Linked DNA regions of Homo sapiens: all the other regions are linked to region 4. The links are chromatin loops, found by intact Hi-C in ENCODE. Cell type or tissue: heart left ventricle. All regions are shown on one strand.

What was found. A loop is a pair of places that touch in the nucleus more often than their neighbours do. Peaks named below come from ENCODE experiments on the same cell type or tissue, not always from the same donor. Only the 100,000 strongest peaks of a DNase experiment are listed, where the experiment ranks them.
Region 1: a loop joins it to region 4, with 4 times the contacts of the local background. A loop is called at or near these places in 86 of 110 quality-filtered maps.
Region 2: a loop joins it to region 4, with 3 times the contacts of the local background. A loop is called at or near these places in 52 of 110 quality-filtered maps.
Region 3: a loop joins it to region 4, with 2.3 times the contacts of the local background. A loop is called at or near these places in 54 of 110 quality-filtered maps.
Region 5: it touches region 4 in a loop (2.3-fold over the local background); 16 of 110 quality-filtered maps call a loop at or near these places.
Region 6: a loop joins it to region 4, with 4 times the contacts of the local background. A loop is called at or near these places in 24 of 110 quality-filtered maps.

Annotation. Positions count from the first base shown.
Region 1 is chr9:109,908,382-109,912,381 of GRCh38, reverse strand. The region is part of intron 3 of PALM2AKAP2 (PALM2 and AKAP2 fusion); the gene reads right to left. Among named protein-coding and RNA genes, the nearest start is that of PALM2AKAP2, 130 kb to the right of the region's middle. In heart left ventricle, no CTCF peak of the experiment used is centred here; a DNase peak (open chromatin) is centred at 1,629; H3K27ac peaks cover 3,069 bases.
Region 2 is chr9:110,151,433-110,155,432 of GRCh38, reverse strand. All of the region lies in intron 8 of PALM2AKAP2 (PALM2 and AKAP2 fusion), which reads right to left. It overlaps LOC124902244 (a long non-coding RNA gene), which reads right to left. Exons shown (of 2, transcript XR_007061727.1): 1 at 1,680-4,000; 2 at 1-353. Among named protein-coding and RNA genes, the nearest start is that of C9orf152, 55 kb to the left of the region's middle. In heart left ventricle, a CTCF peak has its summit at 2,308 (motif pointing right); no DNase peak of the experiment used is centred here; H3K27ac peaks cover 306 bases.
Region 3 is chr9:110,141,473-110,145,472 of GRCh38, reverse strand. All of the region lies in intron 8 of PALM2AKAP2 (PALM2 and AKAP2 fusion), which reads right to left. Among named protein-coding and RNA genes, the nearest start is that of C9orf152, 65 kb to the left of the region's middle. In heart left ventricle, a CTCF peak has its summit at 2,350 (motif pointing right); no DNase peak of the experiment used is centred here; H3K27ac peaks cover 901 bases.
Region 4 is chr9:110,056,496-110,060,495 of GRCh38, reverse strand. All of the region lies in intron 7 of PALM2AKAP2 (PALM2 and AKAP2 fusion), which reads right to left. Among named protein-coding and RNA genes, the nearest start is that of C9orf152, 150 kb to the left of the region's middle. In heart left ventricle, a CTCF peak has its summit at 1,936 (motif pointing right); no DNase peak of the experiment used is centred here; H3K27ac peaks cover 213 bases.
Region 5 is chr9:109,996,145-110,000,144 of GRCh38, reverse strand. The region is part of intron 6 of PALM2AKAP2 (PALM2 and AKAP2 fusion); the gene reads right to left. Among named protein-coding and RNA genes, the nearest start is that of C9orf152, 210 kb to the left of the region's middle. In heart left ventricle, no CTCF peak of the experiment used is centred here; a DNase peak (open chromatin) is centred at 2,284; H3K27ac peaks cover 1,530 bases.
Region 6 is chr9:109,572,743-109,576,742 of GRCh38, reverse strand. No RefSeq gene overlaps it. Among named protein-coding and RNA genes, the nearest start is that of MIR3927, 63 kb to the right of the region's middle. In heart left ventricle, CTCF peaks have their summits at 2,065 and 2,264; no DNase peak of the experiment used is centred here.

The DNA of each region.
Region 1 (4,000 bases), 150 kb after region 4:
AAGAACAGGGCCTTCCTTGACTGTAAGGTGTCAGTGGAAACTCAAGCCCATTTCCTCCTCTTTTTTTTTTTTCCTCACGTCATCCCTGAGACAGAAATATGGCAGAGAAGACAAGGGTCCCTTTAAGAATTCCAAAGGTCCAGCTCACATCCTTTCCTGGTGGCTCCCTCTCACCTCCTTCCCAAACCCCATCAAACTTCTTCGGCTGGAAGTTCACACCCTCCATGTTCTGCTCCCACCCCTTTCCAGCCTTATGCCTTCCTGTCTTCAGCCAAGACCTCAAACTGCTCCTGACAAAGCCAGGAAGGACTCCCCACTCTCAACTCCATTGTCTGAAAACAGATATCATAATAAAAGCCCAAATCAAATTACATCTCTTTAGGAATGTTTTCCATAATTCCCCCAGCCCCCCAACCCAGCCTGGTATGTTCATTCATTCTGATTCTCCACAGCATTTCTAACTTTTGGTACACTCTGCCTTGTATTAGAGTGTTAAAAATATATTTATCCTTCCCAACCCTATCTATACCTTCTCCCAAGTGCAGGCTTATTAAGAGATAGGACTATATATTTTGTGTTACTGTACCTCACATTCTTCCCTGTACATACAGATGCTCAATAAATATTTGTTGAGTGCATAAAAAGCAAAGCTACCCAAGAACATGCTTCTAAAGGATTCTATAGTGAATGTAACTTGGAGATGGTGATAGTAAATGTAATTTTTAAAATCTTGGCTTGGTTTTTCTACTTTCCCCTCAAATATACAAATTTAGATATTCAGTGAGAAAAAAGAACAATATTGGACTGATTTATATCTTGATCTAAGTATACAGCTGGGACATGGCAGCACTTTTCATTATTGATGGTGATGTAATCATATTGAAGCCCAAATACAAATAAATGAAAATTTCTCTCTCCATAAGTGTGCTTCAGCCCATGGAGACACCAGCTTTTCTCTCCTTTTCATGTGTATTTACTCCATCTGGAATCACATGACTCACACTATCAGAATCTGTGCAAGTGGATTTCCGTGTAGGAAATCATTTCCAGGCTTGAGCTGAGCACTGATTTCTTTGTTGTGATTCTTATTTGAGTCTGTTTCATCAGAAATAAAGAGTTTTGATTACAGGAAAGTGAGATTATTTCATTTCAAAGCAGTACTTTTCTCAATAGCTTAAACCCCCTCCTTTTCCCCCTAAAAATGTCCCTTTTTTCTAGGAAGAGAAAAAGTCCCATCCAGCCACACCTTCTGACCTCCAGCCTCTGACTCAGACTGTCTGTTGAAGGCCAGCGCCTCCACCCCTGCACCTGAGCTTGTGCAGACTGATCTGGGAGGATACCCCATTAACTATCCCCTCTCCCCTGTGTCTTCACCTCTCTCCAAGATGCCTCCTTCCTGCTAGTCAATAAACAAGAATTATCTCTTTCCATACTAAAAATAAGTGAACTTCTCTTGACCCTGCATCCTGTTCTAGTTGCTGCTGAATCCCTCTTCCAGACTTCCCCAAGGCCAGTCATCTCTTACTGCCTCAACATCCTCACATCCTGACCCCTCCTCAGCCTCAGTCCCTCTGCACTCACCGCCCTGCTGCGTCTGCTCCTAGTCAAGTCCATGCCTCAGCCTCAGTCCCTCTGCCCTCACCGCCCTGCTGCATCTGCTTTTAGTCAAGTCCATGCCTCAGCCTCAGTCCCTCTGCCCTCATGCCCTGCTGCGTCTGCTCCTAGTCAAGTCCATGACTGCCACGTCCAGCGGACCCTCTTTGGTGTGGATCTGTTTGACTTCTTCGTTTTTAAAAACATATTTGATCACTCTTCCTCCATGATGAAGAGACCATGACGCCATGTTCTCCATATGGGCACCTCTTCTCCTACTCTACCACTAAAGGTTTATTTGTTTTATTGTTCTTATTGATTAACATTTAATTCTTGGCTACTCATGTCCAGCCTCATGCTTTAATTCCTACCGAACATGCTTAAATCTATCCAAACTATATCTTCAGCATCTCTCCTGAACTCCAGCCTTTATGTACAATTGTATTTTGAATGTCTCCACCCGGATGGTCCACATACACAACATATACAGGACCAAACTCATCTTTCTCCATAGAGCTGCTCCTCCCTATTCTCTAGCTCAGATGCTGGTACCACCGTTAATCCATTCTACTTAGGAGGGAAACCTAGATGTTGTCTTCACCTCTGGCTTGACCCTCGCTTACTATCATCACGTACATGTATCTTATTAGTCACCAGGTCAACTAAGTGTCTTATTAGCCACCAAGCCAATTTGCCCCACAAATCTCTTTTCATAGCTGCTTCTCTTCAGCCCTAGTATAGGCTCTCTCCTAAATGCCTGCAACAACCTTCTAACCAATCTCTCTGCTTCTATGCAGCCCCATCACCCTAAAATCCAGAATGTGCCTAGACACACCACAATAGCACTCCCCTGCTGAAAACCCCTCATGGGCTCTCTGCTAAAGCTCATGGATATGACACACTCCCAGCCTCTCATTTACCTGCAGAAATGAAGATTTCCTTGTTTGGCTCAATGACTTTGCTCATACCACCCCTCTGCCTGGATTGCCCTTGTTCTCTCTCTTCCCCTTCCCATGGGTAATTACTACTCATTTTTAAAGCATCTGCTCAGGTATCATCTCTTTATGGAAGTCTTCTTTGGACTTTTCCCATGAAGGTGCTCTTCTTCTTTGCTGCCATATCTCATGGACATATTTCTACCACCAACTTTATCCCACTGTATTTTAATCACTCATTCATGGATTTTGGGCTCCCTTCCCTAACTCCAGTTTACAAACCTCTAGAGGATAATTACCATCACTTTTTCATCTTCCTTTGATGATGGCTTCTAGCATCTAGCTGGCCTGTATCTAGCAAGGAACCTGCCTCATTGAAAGTTCTCAGTAAGTGTTGGTTGAGTAAATGACTGTCTCAATGAACACATAAATTGTTTCTCAACTGGAAGTAGCCTCAAGCAGACCTTCCGGCTCAGTTCTTTCAGTCAAAAATGAATCTTAAAAGAACAAATTCAAATTAACATCAATCCTGGACTTAGTAAAAACAACAGATTAAAAAGAAACTGGTCTTATTTGCTTTCTCTGAAGCAGGAGGATGCAGAAGGTAACTGCTGTGTGGCTCTGTACTCTTTACCCCAAGTTCCCCAAATATACAATTTCATCTAACCCCAGGTGTGTGTGTGTGTGTGTGCGTGCGCGCGTGTGTAATGTACTATTCTTATCTACTATGAGGTACTCTTATTTATTCTCACCTAAATAAAACCATAAGTAGAAGATGCACAGATATGTAGGAATTGGGCCAGAATGATGGACAGTCTCAGCATTTACTTCATTTTGCCCTGTGACGCTCTCTGAGTTCACCCCTTCATGCAGGAAGCATCTGGGCTTTCATACCAGATTGTGAAAATTGTTTATGTGGTGCATTCCTCTCTTCCAAATCCCTGTTTACTCATTGTGCCTAAATCCAGCGCTCTGTGATAGCTTTCCTGCTGAGTTAGATTTTCCCATCGGCCTCTGTGTGTGTGTGTGTGTGTGTGTGTGTGTGCACACGCATCCATACAGCCTCAGCCACATCTTTCACAAATGCCCAAACTGGGAATAATCACCATATTTTTGCCTGTTGTCCATATTGGAGGTTACTCTGGAGAGACTGGTAGTGTTTTCAAGACGCATGAGTTAGTATCTCAATGAGTCATTCATTGAAAAAAAATTAACGTCAAACAACAGGGGTAAAATAGTTCACATTTACTGAGCATTTACTGTAATAGACAATGCCAGATGATATGCTAAATGGTTTGTAAGCATTATTCAATTCTTTGCACTTGGTAAAATATCTACTACTGTTATTCGCACTTGACAGATGAAGAACTTGAGGTTGAGAGAGTTCAAGCAACTTATGACCTTCCACCAGTAAGTGGCAGAGCTGGGATTCAAACCCAGGTCTGCTTGTAGCTAGAGCCTAGAATATTAAC
Region 2 (4,000 bases), 95 kb before region 4:
TTCATGGGGTGGGTTTATTGACACAGAGCCCCAAATGCACTTCTGAGAAGTATCTTCAAGTATAACAATTATGATTTTTCCAATTATGCCCTTTGTGGTTGATGCGGCTAAAACCTGTGAACAAGGAATGTGGATAAAACACACAAGATAAATGGGGCTTGCATGGCTCCGTTTGGGAGGGGAAAGGGCCATTTGACCTCTTCCAGTTCCAAGCCGAAGGGGACTCACCTTTCTTCATCTTACATCCCAGGCTTCTAACTTGGCAACTGCCTGATGTAGCAGGAATCACAAGTGAAGCCTGGTGTCCACATTTCCATATGGGCTGCTTAGCCCTTTACTGGCACAACCTCCTTCTGATGAGAGATACAAAGGCCTGGAGTCCAGGAAACCCAGGTTTTTAACTCCTGCTCTTCCAGTACTTGGCTACGTGACTGACTATAGATCATCGTTTCATATTCCCATTTCAATCGTGGGCTGATCACTTAAATTCTCCTAGCTTTAACTGCCATAGCGGTTAAATGGGAATTTTGGAAGAAGTTATCTTTGTGGTCTCTTCTAACTCAAACGTTTTGCTATTCTATCAAATATGTTTGGCAGGATACACCCTTCTTGATTTTTTTTAAGGTATTTAGCTGTTACACTTGGGGATTAGGTGGAAAATAGGTTTTAATATACAGAAAAGGGCACTGCATTTCATGGCCACATTACATTAATAACAGTGAAATTTGTTGCTTTGATCTAAATTACCCAGATAACTGAAAAGTCTTTTGATATTAACAGTACAATAATAAGTATTTCAAAATCTCCAAGTTCACTAGAAACAGTTCCTATTTTTTATTACGGAAATTAGGGAATGCTATAATGACCCCTATAAACATTATAAACATCACCCAGAGTAAACATTTATCAAGATTTTAGCATAATTGGCTCTTCCTTCCTTCCTTAGACTTGCTGAATTATTTTAAACCAATCCCAGACCTCAGGTCACCTCACTCCTGCACACTTAGTATGTATCTCTGAAAATTCCGATTGACTTTTTAATTGAAGGCTTAAGAAACAATATAGCACAGTGGTGAGCGTGTAAGCTCTGGAGCCAGCCGGTTTGGGCTTGAATCCATGACTTGGCAGCCAAATCACTTTGGGCAAGTTACTTACTCTTTTGATATCTTAGTTTCCTCATCAGTAAAATGGGTATGATGATAAGGGTACCTACCCTCAGATAGTTATTATGAGGACAAAGTTAATATTTATAAGGTTAATATTCAGAACAGAAAGCATCTAATGATTCTAGCTACCACTTAATTGGAATCTCAAAGAATAATGTGACTATAGGGTGAGATGAACAATTTCATGCATATTCTGCATAAAATTTTTGCATCTCTTCTGGGACCAGAAATAGACACCAATTACCAGGTTAATTTTCATCATTTTCCAGTTGACCTCTCAAGTGTCCAGATCACTTCCCACCAGCCACTCTTCCAGAGTTAAACACCTAGAAAGCACAGCCTATATTCATTGCTTCTAGCTTCTCCCTTTCACACACAGCACAGTGGAACTCCTGTTTATATTTCTGTGAAGGCCATTTTCACATACTGACTTAAATCTTATCTGGCTATTGAAGCTTTTGTCTTCTCAATTAAGCTATAATGTCATCCTGAGGACAGGGGGGTATGTTTCACCTGTCTATGAATCCCCTTAATTCATTTGAATGCAAACTCCATTAGGGTAGAGCCTTGCCTGTCTGATCATTGCCAGATCCCAGCAGTAGCTGTGGTACATGGCACGAGGTAGGCAATTCATGTTTGTTGAGTAATCAGTAAGTCCATTATGAAATATATATAACAACCACAAGTAAATGCTTATGGATTGGGACAGAATCTCCCATAGAGAATCAGAGGAAAGGGCTTAAATGCCTTCACCAAAATATATGAATTAAAACATTTTAGGCTTACAGAATCACAGACTCAATGGCTTTGGAGTAACAAGCGGATTTATATACCACTTCTTTTGTAGGCTTCATGTCATTTGAGCCTTGCAACAACCCTGGAATGTAGTTAGGGTGGATGTCGTGACACCTGGATGTCATGACCACAGAGGCTCAGATGCCAACTCCAGCCCAAGTTACATAAGACAGTGACAGTCACAGTCTGGAGCCCAAACCCAGTGTTGATGATGGCTGAATTAAATGATGGGATGTATGCAGAAAGAATGTTGTAAAGAGGGTGAAGGATTACTATAGAGAAGTGGACAGCCATTTAACATCAAAGACATTTCCTGCTTATTGATGATTTCATCCCTTGAGCAAGTTTTTCCAGTTCTAGCCACTAGAGGTCAGAGAAGTAGCAGGAAAGAAAGGCTGGCTTAGCAGTTCTGGAGCAGGGGCTTCCAGGAACAAGGGGGCTGAGAATGGTCGCTTTGGATAACTGAGCCCATGTTCTGGTTCTATCTACCCCCTTAGGAGAGGCTATCACAGGTCCCCAGAGAGAGAAGACACTATGCCTCATCCCCAGACTTCCGGCCATCATTCTGGTCAGTATCAAGGGAAGCTAGCTCAGCCAGGCTCCTCTGCTGGGCCCTGTGATCTCTGATGATCCTCCCCAAGTATGGTTCAAACCAGGCACCAGAATTCTGGGTGCCATCTTAGGAATCACACAGGCTGCCAAAAGGCTGGAGAGAAACCTGTTCCACACCTGACAACTTCCTCAGAGGTCCAGAGTTTGCAGCCAGAGGTCCTCTCCATTAGGACGGTGACAGCACTCCGGATGCTCTTCCCCCAATAGTGGACACTGCAGACAGCACCACTGTTTGGGTCTTGAAGATCATTAAATGAATGTGATGCAAATAGTCTGTGCCACAGGCCTGGGAGCTCAATCACATTCTTTTTCATGACCCCATAAGGCCCCTTGAAGTCCCTTGGCCAAGAGGACATGCCCCATTAGACTCCCCAAACCATGATGGTTATCTTTGGTGCTTCTTTTTCACTGATCCAGTGTGCATCTCACCCAGAACTTCCCCAGTAACCCCAGGTCCAGCTTTGCTTACTCCCTCAAACTTTGCTCTGCTATTGGTTTATTCACCTGTAATGATTCAATAGCTTGTGATGCCTGAAATCTGCCCCATTTTCAATGAGAACATCCTGCCATCCAGTTCCTCACCTGCACTGAACACTCTATAGAACACTTTTTTTTCTTTCATTTTTTTGAAATGGAGTCTTGCTCTGTTGCCCAGGCTGGAGTGCAGTGATCTGGGTTCATTGCAACCTCTGCCTCCCAGGTTCAAGCGATTCTCCTGCCTCAGCCTCCTGAGTAGCTGGGATTACAGGCACCCACCACTATGCCTGGCTAATTTTTGTATTTTTACTAGAGACAGGGTTTTACCATGTTGGCCAGGCTGGTCTCGAACTCCTGACCTCAAGTGATCAGTCTGTCTCAGCCACCCAAAGTGCTGGGATTACAGGCATGAGCCACTGTGCCCGGCCAGAACGGCTCTCTTGAAGGACATCGGTCACTATCCTTAAACAACAACATGAACACACAGTGCCATGTAGACCTCAGGGCAGGTCCGTATTGGTCTTGGCTGATGGCCAGCCCTGACATTTACAGAGCAGGGAACAGGTATAATGTGACCTCTATAAGGAACGTAAGGAACCACTACAACAATGTTAGACTGAAATTCCGAGTGGAGGATAGGAAACGTTTAAGTTTATTTCATAAACGTGATCATATTCAAACTATTCCATCTGGAGTAATTTTAGACTTAAGCCTTTGAAGGAGTTTGAGGGTAAGTGGCTTCACTTGGTTGACTCCAAAGATGTGTTTCTAACATTGTGTCCTGTGACCTTAGCTTTGTAGGATAGTTACTTGATGCCTCAAAGAAAAAAATCTTTGGTCAAATTAAGCTTGGGAAACTCTGGGTTAAAGAAAACAAGGAGGGAGAGAGGGATTTGTTTACCAGAGGACTTCTGGTTTTAGTGCTAATATGATTGTGAAGCTCTAATTCA
Region 3 (4,000 bases), 85 kb before region 4:
TCTTCCTTGCTTGAGTACCCAGTTCTTTCGAAGTTTTCAAGGAATGAACCTGTTTCTGGAGTAAATGGCAGAGCTTCTTCCTGGGAAATAACTTTCAAAAAGAACTCACAAGAGCAGCTAGGCTAGATGGCTGATGTGGACTAAGTTAGTCCCTTGGCTATCCGCTCAGATCTTTGGACAGCCCGAGTGCTTTTGCCTACTGTAATTTGGGGCATTGGAATTGAGTTCTGAAAGCAGAAAGGAATCATCCTGGGTCACTAGGGAAGCACTGTTTCATGGCCCCTGAGAGTCAAATTTATACACCCAGGCCACCGCAAAAGAAGGATTGCAGAGCCACAGTGGCTCCTAAAAGGAGGATCAAGAAGGACCCAGGAAAATGCAGGGGTTGGGCATAAGATTGGGAAAGGGTAGAGGGAACCTGAGCTACAGGTTGGAGAGAGAAGCTATTACTGTATACCTCATAGAGCAGGCTCAACAAATGGGAAGGAGAAGGTAGGGGAAAGAAGATGGATTTTGGAGACAAATGAGAGCCTGAGTTTGAAACCAGGCTCTCCCATTTTCAAGCTGAGTGACCTTGGGCAACTTAATCTCTCTGGGCTCTAGTAGTAATTCTTTGAAAAAGAATATTATTACAGGTCCACAACTCTTCATATATAATTCCCAAATCCAAAAAACTCTGAAAAGAAAGATTTTTCATAACTTATTTGGCAGCAAAACCTGACATGAGCTGACATGAAGGTCTCCTAGTCTTTACCCACTTAATGTAACTAATTCTTCTTCTCAAGTTTTAGAGTAGAAATTTAATTTGATCACAGGGTGTTGACCCAGAACCTGCCAGTTGTGTTAAATAATAGTATGTTCATTGTATTACTTTTCTAAATAATAGTATATACTTTATAAATTCTCTAAAATCAGAAAAAGTCTGAATCTAGAAATATATCCGGCCTCAAGAGTTGAGGTAATTTGTATCTTAGAGGGCTGTTGGGAGGATTCAGTGAGAAAATAAGAAATGACAAGTGTGAAATAACTAGTATTATATGCAGCTTTAAGGCCTTGATAAATTGTAACTACCATGATTAGACTTTTGTAACCAGAGAATGTTCTAGAAATATGGTGGTGGACAATAACCATCTGTGGACACTCCACAATAAGCTTTAGCTAGCTTCACACAGCCAGAAGGGCTCCTACAAGCTGCACAGTTGGTGCCTGCCTTGCAGGAAAGAGAGGCACTGTGTACTACTGATGGAGAGCTCTCTCATCATCAATCCTTCTGTCAGATGCTGACACAGGGACTTCCCCCATGGAGCAATGAGGGCACCTCAAATGAAACTGTGCCTCATGTGGCTCTAATTTAGCATGGCACACTCCACCAAGCTCTGCTTCATGAAGAATGTGTGGACAGTCGCAAACATATTTTTCCTAAGACTTTCCTTTGTGATATTTGCAGATAATGAAGGGGAAAGAACAGAGACCCAGTTAAGAATCTTTATAATAATGTAATGATCACCTCATGTCTAATCTTATCTAAACAGACAGCAGCAGAAGTCAACACTTCCTGTACAGCTTACAAAAGTAACATTTATAACTATCACATCTTTCCACAAATTAGAAGACATGAACAGATACCCCAAGTTATGGAACTTAATAGCAAACTACACCTTCTCTTTTGCCACTCTCCATAATGTAGGTCTCACGGGGTGAATGATCTGACTTGGTAAATAAATTCAACATCTGGCATGAAAACAGAAACTCTCAAAAAACCAAACAAATCATCACCTAACTGGGTTTCTCTGGCATACTTAGAACTTGGAAGTGAAACCAGGATATCTAATAATAGACACAGATACTAAAGTGAGAACTGTTGGCAACCCCAATATGAAAAGACATTTGAAAAGGTCTTGAACTGCAACTTCAATACAATGTTTGGATATCCCACCCCCTAATTCTTTCCTCAAGGGTGTTTTACAGCACTGTGTGAGTTACCCCTTCAAATCAGGCTCATGTACCTGCAAAGGTGCTTCCTTTATTCTCTCTCTCTCCTTTTTTTTTTTTTTTTTTTTTGGCACTTTGCTGCCCAGCCTGGAGTACAATGGTTCGATCACAGCTCACTGCAGCCTTGAACACCTGGGCTCAAGCAAACTTCTTGCCTCAGCTTCCCAAGTAGCTGGGACAACAGGCATGTGTCACCACACTCAGGTAATTTTTCTTTTTTTTTTTTTTTTTAAGAGATGGGGACTTGCTATGTTGCCCAGGCTTGTCTCAAACTTAAGCAATCCTCTTGCCTCCACCTCCAAAAGTGCTGGGATTACAGGCATGCACCACCACCCCTGGCCTTCTTCCTTTTAGTCTCTAATTCTAAGTGCCATCAGCAGAGGGCACACATGCACACACTATTGGGAGCATGGCCCCTCACATAACATACAGGGTGTTCACCAAGATGGCGCCTGCCTTCGGAAGTGCTCATAAGCAGGAAGAGCTCAATCCAAGCCTATGAAATGGATGCATTACAATAGGAAGACATTTAGTCCATCAACTCACAGTGAAGGCAGGACAGCTTGGGGTTGTGTTCAGATAATTACTCCTTTAAAAACTCTCACTGGCTTCTCACTGACCATAGGGTAAACTCTAAAGTCTACAACCCTTAACATGATTGATAGAGCTCTTGGTTGTCTGGCTCCAAATCTATTTCTGTTTTGTTTTAAATCTCTTCCATTAACTTACTCTTAAATATCTCAAATGTGCCAAGTTCTCTATTCCTTTTGAGCCTCTCTTAGGTGCCCTTCCTTCTCCCCTACACCCTGAGCCCAACTTTACCCCTTCAGTTCTCAGCTTAGACAGTAATTTCCTAAGGAAGGAAGACTTTCTTTATCCTCCAAATGATATGGTCTTCCTTGTTTGTGCTCCTACAGGTCTCTGTGCTTCTCTGTCATAAAATTGCCTCATTTGTTTAATGTTGTTTCTCTTACTGAACCATTAAGTTCCCTGAGAGCAGGGACTATACATTTTTATTCACCTCTGTATAAACAAATGTCACTCAAATTCTATTTAAGTGGAGCTTCTTCCTTTAAAAGTCAAATAAGGGCCAGGTGCAGTGGCTCATGCCTGTAATCCTAGCACTTTGGGAGGCCAAGGCGGGCGGATCACCTGAGGCGGATCAGGAGTTGGAGACCAGCCTGGCCAACATGATGAAACTCTGTCTCTACTAAAAATACAAAAAACAAACAAACAAAAAATTTAGCTGGGCATGGTGATGGACACCTGTAATCCCAGCTATTCAGGAGGCTGAGGCAGGAGAATCACTTGAACCTGGGAGGTGGAGGTTGCAGTGAGCCGAGTTTGCCCCATTGCACTCCAGCCTGGGAGACAGAGCAAGACTCTGCCTCAAAAAAAAAAAAAAAAAAAAAGTAAAATAAGAACCAACAAGATAATTTCTAGATACCCGGTCATTAACAATGACTATATCCTTTTCAAAACAGAACTTCTATCATTCATTGTCCATCTTTTAAAAGCAAAAGCACTAAAAGCAAAAACAAATAGCATTTCCACACCAGGGGGATGGGGTTTCTGTCTAGATAACTTTTGTATGGAAAGAATTAGAAGATTTCTCCTTCCTTACCACATCTTGGCTCTCAGTGGATTTTATTTGCTTTAAGGTTTTAGGATTCCAGCATGCCACCAGCATGATTTCTACCAGAGAAGTTAAAAATTATATTTTTCATCACCTAGTATCCAATCATCAATCTGAGTCACACAACAAACTAGTGGAGTCACTTCTTCTGGCATGAAATATGAAATGTGCCGCAGGAACTTGGTAACACCTCCATTCACAAAACCACTGAAGCCAGGAGTTCTGACCCTAGCCATGAATTGTCTAGTTTGGCTGCTCAGAGTCACGTGTCAGCCTTCTCCCCGATCATGAACTTGGAGGTTGGCCAGCCAAGCAATACTCCAAAGATTTCCAGGCATGAACAGGAAGAAAATTGTATTTTACATTCCGTTT
Region 4 (4,000 bases):
TAGGGCCTGTGGGCCTGACCTTGACCAATTCATCTCACTTTTCCATCTTCAAAATGGAATTAAAAACTATCCAAGGACCCCAAAGAGTAGTTGTCAGGCTAAAATAAAATTACCTGGCCCATCCCAGCACTTTGGGAGGCCAAGGTGGGCAGATCACTTGAGGTCAGGAGTTCGAGACCAGCCTGGCCAACATGGTGAATATTAGAAATACAAAAATTTGCCGGATGTTGTGGTGCGCACCTGTTGTCTCAGCTACTTGGGAGGCCAAGCCAACAGAATCGCTTAAACACAGGAGGCGGAGGTTGCAGTGAGCCGAAATCGCACCATTGCATTCCAGCCTGGGCAACACAGCAAGACTCATCTAAAACAAAAACAAAAACAAAAACAAAAACAAAAACAAAATACCTGGCCCCACAGAGGGCATTCAATCACAAATTACAATAATAAAAAGCCTAGTAGACCATCTTGCAGACACCCTGATCTCTGATTTTCTTCCTCTCATTTATGTACCTTTAAGACTGATATATTTTAAAAATTGTTTCTAATATTGATTCTCAAATACTTTTCTCAAGACAATTACTGTACTAAAAATCGATGACCAGGTGCCAAATCTTCCCTTTCTGAGCATAACTGATAATCCTCCATAGACACTGCTCTCATGATCTCCACCCCCTAGTCATTCCCCATAGCTCCCTATTTTTCTAATGCAGAGCCCTCTGGAGCAGATCAGATGGTAAGGTGGAAAAACACAGGCTTCCCACTCCTGGGAAGACACATTCCACTCTGGCCAGAAGCCTAGCACTCTGGCTTCTTCTGCCCTAGTCTCTGAGTCCAAAGGCCAGGCTTGAATGTTCTGCAGCTGGCCGGTCACTGCCCCCACCTCCTTTCACATCCACAGCCCCACATTTCCTTTGCAAAGGAGAATGAAAGTTATAAAAAGATGATGCATAGAAATTGCAAAAAGATTTTATTTTTCTTGGAATGCCTTGGTCTTAAATCCAGTTTGGGTTCCAAAACTTGTCTAGAATAACCTATTTCAAGGATAATGTCCATGAAAAAGTAGTAGAAAATGACTATTCTAGTACCAACAACTAAAGAAAGCAGGAGGACATAATAGAACAACAACAAAAACACCAACTCTGTTTTAGAATTCTGTACTTCGAGAAAGAGCAAGTTAATTTAAGAGTAAAAACAAGACAGCAGACATTTCTGGCAACTCTCAAAGGGACTCTCACAACTGGATGAATGACAGGAGCTCTTTATTGGATATAATTTCACTTCAAAACATTTTCCATCGGCTGGGCGCGGTGGCTCACACCTGTAATCCCAGCACTTTGGGAGGCCGAGGCAGACGGATCACTTGAGGTCAGGAGTTTGAGACCAGCCTGGCAAACATGGTGAAACCCTGTCTCTACCCAAAATACAAAAATTACGTGGGCGTGGTGGCACATGCCTGTAATCCCTGCTACTAGGGAGGCTGAGGCAGCAGAATCGCTTGAACCCAGGGGGCGGAGGTTGCAGTGAGCCGAGATTGCACCACTGCACTCCAGCAGGGCAACAGAGTAAGACTCCATCTCAAAAAAAAAAAAAAAAAAAACCAAAAAACTTTCCATCAGTATACAATAAGCATACTCATTTTACTTCCCAGTATTGATACAGGTTGCTGTTCAGCTCAGAAAAGGAAGAAAGAGAAGAAAAAAAGGGAGAGAGACAGGGGAGGGAGGACAGATCTTTTCAGATGTTCTGGGCCAGGATCTAAAGAGAATGGGAAGGAAGGAGGGAGAGAGGATATGTGTCCACCAGTGGAAGTGGCTACAGTGTCGTGGCATTGAAGGAGTTGAGTAAGAAACAGTGAGGTGTGGATCCACGCAGGCAGGGAGGAAAAGATGGTAGAAACAGCGCTTTGGTTCCCTTTACCAATTATTCATTATTTGCGTTCCTCCCCCAGCCTCCAGGTGGCACAACTGACCCAGCATATCCTGCTTGAGAACGGAAAGGTAGGACAAAGGCCAGGGCAAGTCTTAGGAATAAAATGAAGAAACAGAAGGCACTGTTGCCAGGCAGGATTGGGAATGGGAGGGAATGTTGCCTTGTAGCACCCTCAATGGTGGGTACTCAGTACATGCTTAGAAACTTTTCCACTGCATCCCTGATATTATTGTTTGAGAGTCTGACACTCTCAAAACTCTAATGGAAATCTTTCATGCTTCAGTTTAAGCTCTTTTTCTCTTTTCAAGTCCCAATAAAAATATTCCCATTTGCATAGCACACTGCAATTTGTATCAACTCCTTTAAGATCTACTTCCTAGAGATTTGCATACATCTGAGGCTACGAAACATATCTACAGGATGTGAATTCTACATCTAGACAATTAGACCAGGGTTTTTCAACATTGGCACCATTGATATTTTGTGCAGGATAATTCTTTGTTGGTGGAAGGGGGTGTCCTGTGTGTTATAGAGCGTTTAGCTGCATCCCTGGTCTCTACCCATCAGATTCTAGTAGCACCCTTCCTCCCTCACTGAGATAGACCAATGTTTCGGGTCCAGTCCATGGATTCAAGTCCTGAGTCTTGGCCAGGATGCATAGTTGTAATTGTCAGACTTTCCTCCTCTAAGCAGAGCTTCCTCACACAGTAACATGCTCAGGACTCATTAGGGATTTTGCTAAAATGCAGATTCTGATTAAGTAGGTCTGGGATGGGGCTCAGGATACTCTAGTTTTAACACGCTCCTGGATGACAGGAATGCTGCAGGTCCCCAGACCACACTTGGAGTAGCAAGCCCCTACAGCACTGGTTTAGTAAGAAAAGGAGAGGGCTGGGCGTGGTGGCTCACACCTGTAATCCCAGCACTTTGGGAGGCCGAGGCAGGCGGATCATGAGGTCAGGAGATGGAGACCACCCTGGCTAACACAGTGAAACCCCGTCTCTACTAAAAATACAAGAAATTAGCCGGGCGTGGTGGCACGCGCCTGTAGACACAGCTACTCAGGAAGTTGAGGCAGGAAAATCGCTTGAACCGGGGAGGCAGAGGTTGCAGTGAGCTGAGATGGCGCCACTGCACTCCAGCATGGCAGAGCGAGTCTCTGTTGCAAAAAAAAAAACAAAAAAACAAAAAAAAAAAAAACAGAGAAGGAGCTGGGTAGGAAAACTGACCTGACATTATGTAGCTGTGGGACCCCTGGATGGTTATGTGACTTCCAAATGTCTCAGTATCTCCATTTGAAAAATGCTGGTGACTATAAAGATTAAGTAAAATAGTGTAGGTAGGAGTTCAAGGTTGCAGTAAGCTATGATCACACCACTGCACTCCATCTGGGTGACACGGAGAGACCCTGTCTCTAAAAAAGTGGAGGTAAAGCAACCAACTTACCAGCCGACACTCAAGAAATATTAATTCCCTCCCACTTAGCTCCTCCTACCATCCTGCCTGGGAACCGCAAGGACAAGGCGTCCCTGGGAATTACAGGGAATTCCCTAGAAGGTAAAACTTAGTTCCTCTATGAATGGTGAGTGGAAAGGGAACGATCTCTTCTCTTTTCATTCCTCTATCTCAACACCCTCTACGCCACTCACACTATAACACCTGTCATCCTTTGGAGGCTATAGATGGTTTTGATAATGAAACATACCATAAAAATAATACTTAAAATGATATACACATTGTGATTCCATTCAAAAGCAATGCCTCCCACTCTTGAGTCCATCTCTGCCCTGCATTTAACACTGATCTGAACTATTCTTTGAAGGAAAAATGATTCCAAACAGGAATCATCAAGTGCTTTGGATATGATCTAAGTTTCCAAATACAGTCTGTTCATTTTTTCCCCCAAAATGAATAAATTCTGCTCATCTGTAATGTGTCTGAGGAAAATTCTTGCTAACCTTTGCAAGTATAAAATGTTCTGATGCAAAATACTAATAGGCCAAGCTAAAATATGGCTTTAGAATCACACAGCACATGGCACATGGACTCCACCTTGATTTTAATTCACGCA
Region 5 (4,000 bases), 60 kb after region 4:
TAGGAGATATCCCTGATGTTAAATGACGAGTTAATGTGTGCAGCACACCAACATGGCACATGTATATATATGTAACAAACCTGCATGTTGTGCACATGTACCCTAAAACTTAAAGTATAATTAAAAAAAGAAAAAAAATAGAGAAAAATGGAATGGTCCATTCAATAAATACAAAAATTTCAGTCTTTAAAAAAAAAAAAAAGGAAAGAAAAGGAAGAATCTACACTCAAATTTGTGTAAGCTAAGTACACAGGGGATCCTGGGACTCAGCCTTCTGCTGCCAGCTCCTCCTTGGTGGTGTCTTAGCTCAGCCCCAGTGTGGCATCTCCACCTCCACCCTCTGCTGGGAACTCACAGTTCTGATCATGGCCCCATTTAGTGGGACACAAATTAGGGCCTAGGCAGGGAGAGCCCTGACATGTGTCTCATGGTGCTTCCTGGTCGATGCTGCTTCAGCGGGCCGTTCTCCACGCAAAGCACCTGTGGGCAGGAACTGGGCTTATACACAGTTAGTCTCATCCAAGTGTTTGTTAAATGAGAAGTGTTAGTTCTGGGCAGGAAGTTTTGGGCGACAGGAGCTTCAGAGAGTGCCGAAGGAGAAAAGAAGAATGCTACAAGAGAGAAGGCAGAGGGCACTGGGAACAGATGGTCCCAGGCCTCAGTCCATCCCCCTAAACTGGAGAGGCAGGAACCACATGGGTGGACTAGACTAGACCATGTCTGGGTGGTGAGACCCTGAGCACATTTTTTTTATTTTTATTTGTTTTTATTTTATTTATTTATTTATTTATTTTGAGGCAGTCTTGCTCTGTCACCCAGGCTGGAGTGGTGCAGTGGTGTGATCTTGGTGTGATCTTGGCTCACTGTAATCTCCACCTCCAAGGTTGAAGTGATCCTGCTGACCCAGCCTCCCATGTAGCTGGGATTACAAGTGCACGCCACCAAGCCCAGCCAATTTTTGTATTTTTAGTAGAGACGGGATTTCGCCTTGTTGGCCAGGCTGGTCTCAAACTCCTGATCTCAGGTGATGCACCCACCTCAGCCTCCCAAAATGCTGAGATTACAGGCGTGAGCCACCGTGCCCAGCCAGACCCTGAGCACTTTGAAGATAGGGACTGTCCTCCCTGCTGTCCCACCCCAGGCCTCAGTCAGCACAGTCTGGGCTGGCACACAGTGGGAGCTCATTAAATATTTCCCAAATTGAAGTGGAAGGGGCCTCGAGGCTGCCTAAGCTACTCTCCCATCAGGGCAGAAGCCTCCTCTACAAAGTCACCTGATGGATGACATGGCCTTTTCCTGGTCATGGTTCTTACTACCTCACAAGGTCATGCACATTGGGCAGCTAGAATGGACTATCCCCCCTTTTTTTTTTTTTTTTTTGCGACAGGGTCTCGCTGTCACCCAGGCTGGACGGCAGCGGTGCAATCATAGCTTACTGCAGCCTTGAATGCCTGAGCTCAAGCAATCCTCCCACCTTAGTCTCCTGAGTAGCTGAGACTACAGGCTCCCCACTCCCCCGCCCTGGTCAGAAAGTACCATATTAAGAAGAGCTGAGCCACAAACAATTCAGAAAAATAAGATCCCAGATGATGACCTATGTAGCCTGGCTTATGGAGAGGACATGGTGAGGCGCCCTCCACGGCTATTGAGTGTTCGCTTTTGTTTGCTGGGACTTTGGTATACCCTTCTCAGCCTTCCAGCCTTCCTATCCATCCTGATTATTCTCGTCCTCATCACACCCCTGCTTCTACCTTCATCAGCCCACTGTCATAGACACAGCAAAGGAACTTTGAGGAAGTCTGGAGCCCGGCCTTTTGGGTTTCAAGGAGAGATACAAGGCTCTGAGTTGGAAAATAAGTTGTCAAAGTCTCACAGTCAGTAGCCACTAAGCTGGGACTGAAGGAGACAAGAATGCCTCTGCTTTTCCTAAACCAGACTTCTTCCTGGACAAAATCATATCAACCCCATTTTATAGGCAAAAGATTGGCCCACTGGGGAATCATCTTGCTTGATCACAACAAAAAGAATGGGGTTAGCTCTCTTCCTCACTAGAGTCTCTGCACAGACAGCCATCACATTGAGACTTGGCCAGTTATTTCTCTTCCTCTTAATTGCCTTTGGCTCCAAGTAACCCTGTGGATTTTTAAAATCTCACTTTGTTCTTGGAGGATTTCTCAGCAGGGTGGGCATTAGAACTTAGCGGAACTTCAGAACAATGATCTGCCTTTAAACACTTGGCTTTAGGAAGCCCCACCCCAGGATAAGCTGATGGGGCCTGCTTCCTCTGGATGGGAAGCTCTGCCCCGGGTTTGAAGGAGGAGGGCAGGATGCAACCCCGTCCCACCCTCCCCACTCCAGGTGGTGGCTCTTCCTTGGTCCTGAGCTTTCTCTTCCTTAGGATAGCTATGAGGACCAGGCCCTGCGGCCTCCAAATAGAGGGCAATTCCCTCTCCCTCTTCTGCTCTCTCTTAGGAGAGCTCATTGAGAAACAGGAAGGTCCATCTTTTGGATAAGTTATTTTTCTCGAACTCACCATAGGTTATTGGAAACCTCTCCTGCAACCCCAACTATTTCTCCTTGAGTAGGGGAGTCCTCTCTGAGTGCCTCTGAGTGGATGTTAAAGGATCTCAAATATATATATGTGTATATAAAACCCTCAATGTCTTGCCAGTGTGGCCCCATGTCTTCTCAACCCCCTTGCTCTGTTTGCCAGCGGGGCTGCAATAGTAGCAGTAATGACAGCGAGACTATCCAGAGGATGTACTATATATAGCCTTTATGTGTATTACCTTACTTAATCCTCATACAACATGATGAGGTAGACACAATATTATCCCCGCTCTGCAGATGAGAAAACAGGCTTGCAAAAGTTAAAATGACTGAGCTAACAAGTGATGGAATCAATATTTATTTATTTACTTTTTATTACTTTATTATATATTTATTTATTTTTTCAAGAGAGGCTCTTGCTCTGTCACCCAGGCTGGCATGCAGTGGCGTGATCATGACTCACTTGCAGCCTCAACCTCCTGGGCTCAAGTGATCCTTTCACCTCAGCCTCCTGGGTAGCTGGGACTATAAGTACATGCCACCACGCCCAGTTAAATTTTGTATTTTTAGTAGAGATGGGGTCTCACCACGTTCGCCAGGCTGGTCTTGAACTCCTGGATTCAAGTGGTCCACCTGCTTCAGCCTCCCAAAGTGCTGGGATTACAGGCGTGAACTACCACACCTGGCCCATATGTTCTTATGTACACACATGCACACACACATGCACTCTTAGACATTTATGTGCAGGCTTGTGTGTACGCATGCCAACCCACACACATACATGTGCACAGCCCATGCACACACCCATGTGCATGTGCACACACAGATGCATATCTGGGCATGAAGCTGCAATAGCTTTCCAGCTACCACAGTACACTCAGAAGCTTGGACCTCTCTTGAAGGAGAAAAGAGCTTTTCTCTGTCATAGCATCTGAGAGTGGGTCAGAAAACTGGGTGTTTCAACACCCTACCCTCAAAGGTGCGTTTTAAACATCCTTCTGTATATGAAGAAGGAAGCAGACTCCAATTGCACAAAATGAGAGCAAAAAAGGATCATGGTACATTGTTTAAAATGAGTTTTACAGGACCCTTGAGGCCCAAACTAATTTTGGAAATGGTTTGTTTTGGCTAGCCTGTGCCAGTCCTCAGAAATTAAAGCCTTTTTAAGCAACCATGAGACTTGCAGCAAGTTCAAGGGACTGTTCCTTTTCCCTACTCAAAGGTTAGAGAACTAATAGCTTAAAACTTGGTTTCCTCTCCAATTATTTCACAAATATTACCATTCAGTGGGGCCCCTTTCCAGGTCCAATAAAAGATCCTGTTATATTCTCCACATACTCTAATGATTAAGTTTGCCACCCTTATTTTACTAGGCTGGAAACATATTTAACATTTGCTCCCTAAAAATGTGACATAAAATTAAACAAAACCCAGAGTCACTGTCTTGGAT
Region 6 (4,000 bases), 480 kb after region 4:
CAGTCAATGACAGAGAAGCAAGCAGAAGTCCCTTCACTGTTCTTAAAAAATTAGGCTGGGCATGGTGGCTCATGCCTCTAATTTCAGCACTTTGGGAGGCCGAGGAGGGTGGATCAGTTGAGGTCAGGAGTTCAAGATCAGCCTGGCCAACATGGTGAAACCCTATCTCTACTAAAAATACAAAAAAATAGCTGGGCGTGGTTGTGCATGCCTGTAATCCCAGCTACTAGGGAGGCTGAGGCCAGAGACTCGCTTGAACCCAGAAGATGAAGGTTGCAGTGACCCGAGATTGCACCACTGCACTCCAGCCTGGGCTGCAGAGTAAAACTCTGTCTCAAAAAAAAAAAATTAAAGGGCATCTTACTTTAAGAATTTGGTGATTTTCTCTTTAATTTATTATCAACGGGGTATGACAGGCTGGGCACAGTGGCTCACATCTGTAATCCCAGCCCTTTGGAAGGTTGAGGCAGGAGGATTGCTTGAGCCCAAGAGTTTGAGACCACCCTGGACAACACAGCAAGACCCCATCTCTACACAAATAAAAAAATTAACTGGGCATAGTGGCACACGCCTGTAGTCCCAGGTACTCGGGAAGCTGAGGCAGGAGGATACTTGAGCCTAGGAGTTTCAGGCTGCAGTGAGCTATGATCATGCCACTGAATACCAGTCTGGGTGACAGAGGAAGACCCTGTCTCAAACAAACAAAAAGAGTATGGTTAATCAATAACAAGTGTTGGCAAGGATATGGAGTAATTGGAACCCTCAGACATCACTGGTAGGAATGTAGAATGGTGCAGCCTTTGTGGAAGACAGTCTGGCAGTTCCTCAAAAAGCTAAACATAGGACCCAGCAATTCCACTATTAAATATATACTGAAGAGAACTAAAAACATATGCTTACAATAACTTGCATATGAACATTCGTAGCAGCTAAAAATGGAAACAACCCAAGTGTCCATCAACTGACGGAGAGACAAACAAAATGTGGTATATCTATACAATGGAATATTATTCAGACACAAAAAGGGGTGCAGCACTGATACATGCTACAACATGGATAAACTTTGAAAACACTGAACTCAGTGAAAGAAGCCAAACACAAAAAGGTCACATATTGTATTATTGCATTTATATGAAATGTCTGGAATGCGGAAATCTTTAAAAATAGAAAGTAGATCAATAATTGTTAAAGGCTTCAGGAGGGAGAATGGAGAGTTGCTGCTAATGAGTATGGGATTTCTTCTGGGGACTGTATTAGTCAGGTCTATCTAGAGAAACAGAACTAACAGAAGACAGATGATTGATTGATTGATAGAGATAGATAGGTAGATAGATAGATAGAGCAATTTATTATGTGAACTGGCTCATGCAATTATGGAGGCTGAGAAATCCCATAATATGCTGTCTGCAAGCTGGAGAACTGAGAAAGCCAGTGGTGTAATTATCCTAATTCTGAAGGCCTGAGAACCAGGAACTCAAACATCTAAGACCAGAAGATGGATATCCCAGCTCAAAAAGAGGGATGATAAAATATTCCGCAATTAGATAGCGGTGGTGGTTGCACAGCCTCGTAGTTATTCTGAAAATGTCGAAATTGCACATTATTGTTTGTGAATCATATCTCAATTTTTTAATGGTATGGCAAATCAATAATTCTGTATCACTCCTCTATATCCCAACAGAAAATTCCCTGGAAGCAACACAAAAGAGTGTAGACTTTGGGAAAAGATGGAGCATTTTTAAATTCTTCCCTTCCACTATGACCTCCAGAACCTGAGCATTTTATTTAACTTCTCTAAGCATCAGCTTTCTTACCTGTAAAATGAAGGCAAGATTACCTATCTTATAAAGTTGTTGTGAGGATTAAATGAAACCATCTAAGTAAAACAGCTAGTCCTCTACCACACATTTAATAGGTATGAATAAATGACTGCTCTTATCATTATGCTTTTATTATTACTATAATTATTTTCACATATTTCTGATCTTTCATATCTAATAACTTTAGTAATATTTTTATTTGACACTTCTAATCACAGAGGTATCAAATTTTCTTTTCTGTGAACATAATCTTGATGAATTCTTAGAAAATATGGCTTAAAGGAAAATCTATTTTTAGCACACTGAGACATCTACTGTGCCCCCTCCATGGAATAAATAATAATTAACAAAGCAGCTGCGGGGAAAAAAGCACATCCCATGAATTTATTCAATGCATTATGAATAGCAATAGAATTGTTTGCCCATTGCACCCCCTTGTGAGAGCTCAAGGTAACTACCTTTATTCAAGAGAGTAGGTGGTTTTGAGCCTTGCAATTCAAAGTTTGGTCCTTAGTTCAGCAGTATGGGCATCACATAAATGATTGTTAGAAACTTATTTACTTATTTTTCTCTCTTTAATTTTAGGTTATTTTAGGGTCAGGGGGTACATGTGCAGGTTTGTTACATTGGCAAATTGTGTGTTGCAGGGATTTGGTGTACAGATTATTGCATCACCCAGCTAATAAGCATGGTATCTGATAGGCAGTTTTTCATTCCTTACCCCCCTCCCACCTTCCATTCTCAAATAGGTCCCAGTGTCTATTGTTCCCTTCCTTGTGTCTACGTGTACTCAATGGTTAGCTCCCATTTATAATGAGAACATGTGGCATTTGGTTTTCTGTTCCTGTGTTAATTCACTTAGGGTAATGGCCTCCAGCTCCATCCATGTTGCTGCAAAGGACATGATCTCATTCTCTTTTATGGCTGCATCATATTCCATGGTGTATATGTACAACATTTTCTTTATTCAGTTCACCATTGATGGGCGTTTAGGTTGATTCCATGTCTTTGCTATTGTGAATATTGCTGCAATGCACATACATACGCATGTATGTGTCTTTATGATAGAATGATTTTTATTCCTTTGGGTATATACCCAGTAATGAGATTGCTGGGTCAAATAGTAGTTCTGTTTTAAGTACTTTCAGAAATATCCAAACTGCTTTCCACAGTGACTGAACTAATTTACACTCCCACCAGCAGTGTGTAAGCATTCCCTTTTCTCCACAACCTCTCCAGCATCTGTTACTTTTTGACTTTTTAATAAATAGCCATTCTGACTGCTGTGAGATGGTATCTCATGGTGGTTTTGACTTGCATTTCTCTGATGGTTAGTGATGTTGAGCATTTTATCATATGCTTGTTGGCCATGTGTATGTCTTCTTTTGAGAAGTGTCTGTTCACATCCTTTGCCCATTTTTTAATAGAGTTGTTTGCTTTTGCTTGTTAATTTGTTTAAGTTCCTCACAGATTTTGGACATTAGACCTTTGTTGGATGCATAATTTGCAAATATTTTCTCCCATTCTGTAGGTTGTCTGTTTACCCTGTTGATAGACTTTTGTTTGTGTTTGTGGTGCAGGAGCTCTTTAGTTCAGTTAGATCCCATTTGTCAATTTCTGGTTTTGTTGCGATTGCTTTTGGCATCTCCGTCATGAAATCTTTGCCAGGGCCTACGTCCAAAATGATATTTCTTAGGTTTTCTTCTAGGGTTTTTATGGTTTTGGGTTTTACATTTGTCTTTAATCCATCTTGAATTAATTTTTGTATATGTTGTAAGGAAGAGGTCAAGTTTCAACCTTCTGCATATGGTTGGCCAGTTATCCCAGCACCATTTATGAATAAGGATTCCTTTCCTTGTTGCTTGTTTTGTCAAGTTTGTTGAATATCAGATAGTTGTAGGTGTACAGTCTTATTTCTGGGTTCTGTATTCTGTTCCATTGGTCTATGTGTCTGTTTTTGTACCAATACCATGCTGTTTTGGTTACTGTAACCCTGTAGTAGAGTTCAAAGTTGGGTAGTGTGATGCCTCCAGCTTTGTTCTTTTTGCTTATTATTGCCTTGGCTATTTGGGCTCTTTTTTGGTTCCCTATGAATTTCAAAATAGTTTTTTCTAGTTTTGGGAAGAATCTCAATGGTAGTTTAATAGGAATAGCATTGAATCTATAACTTGCTTTGGGCA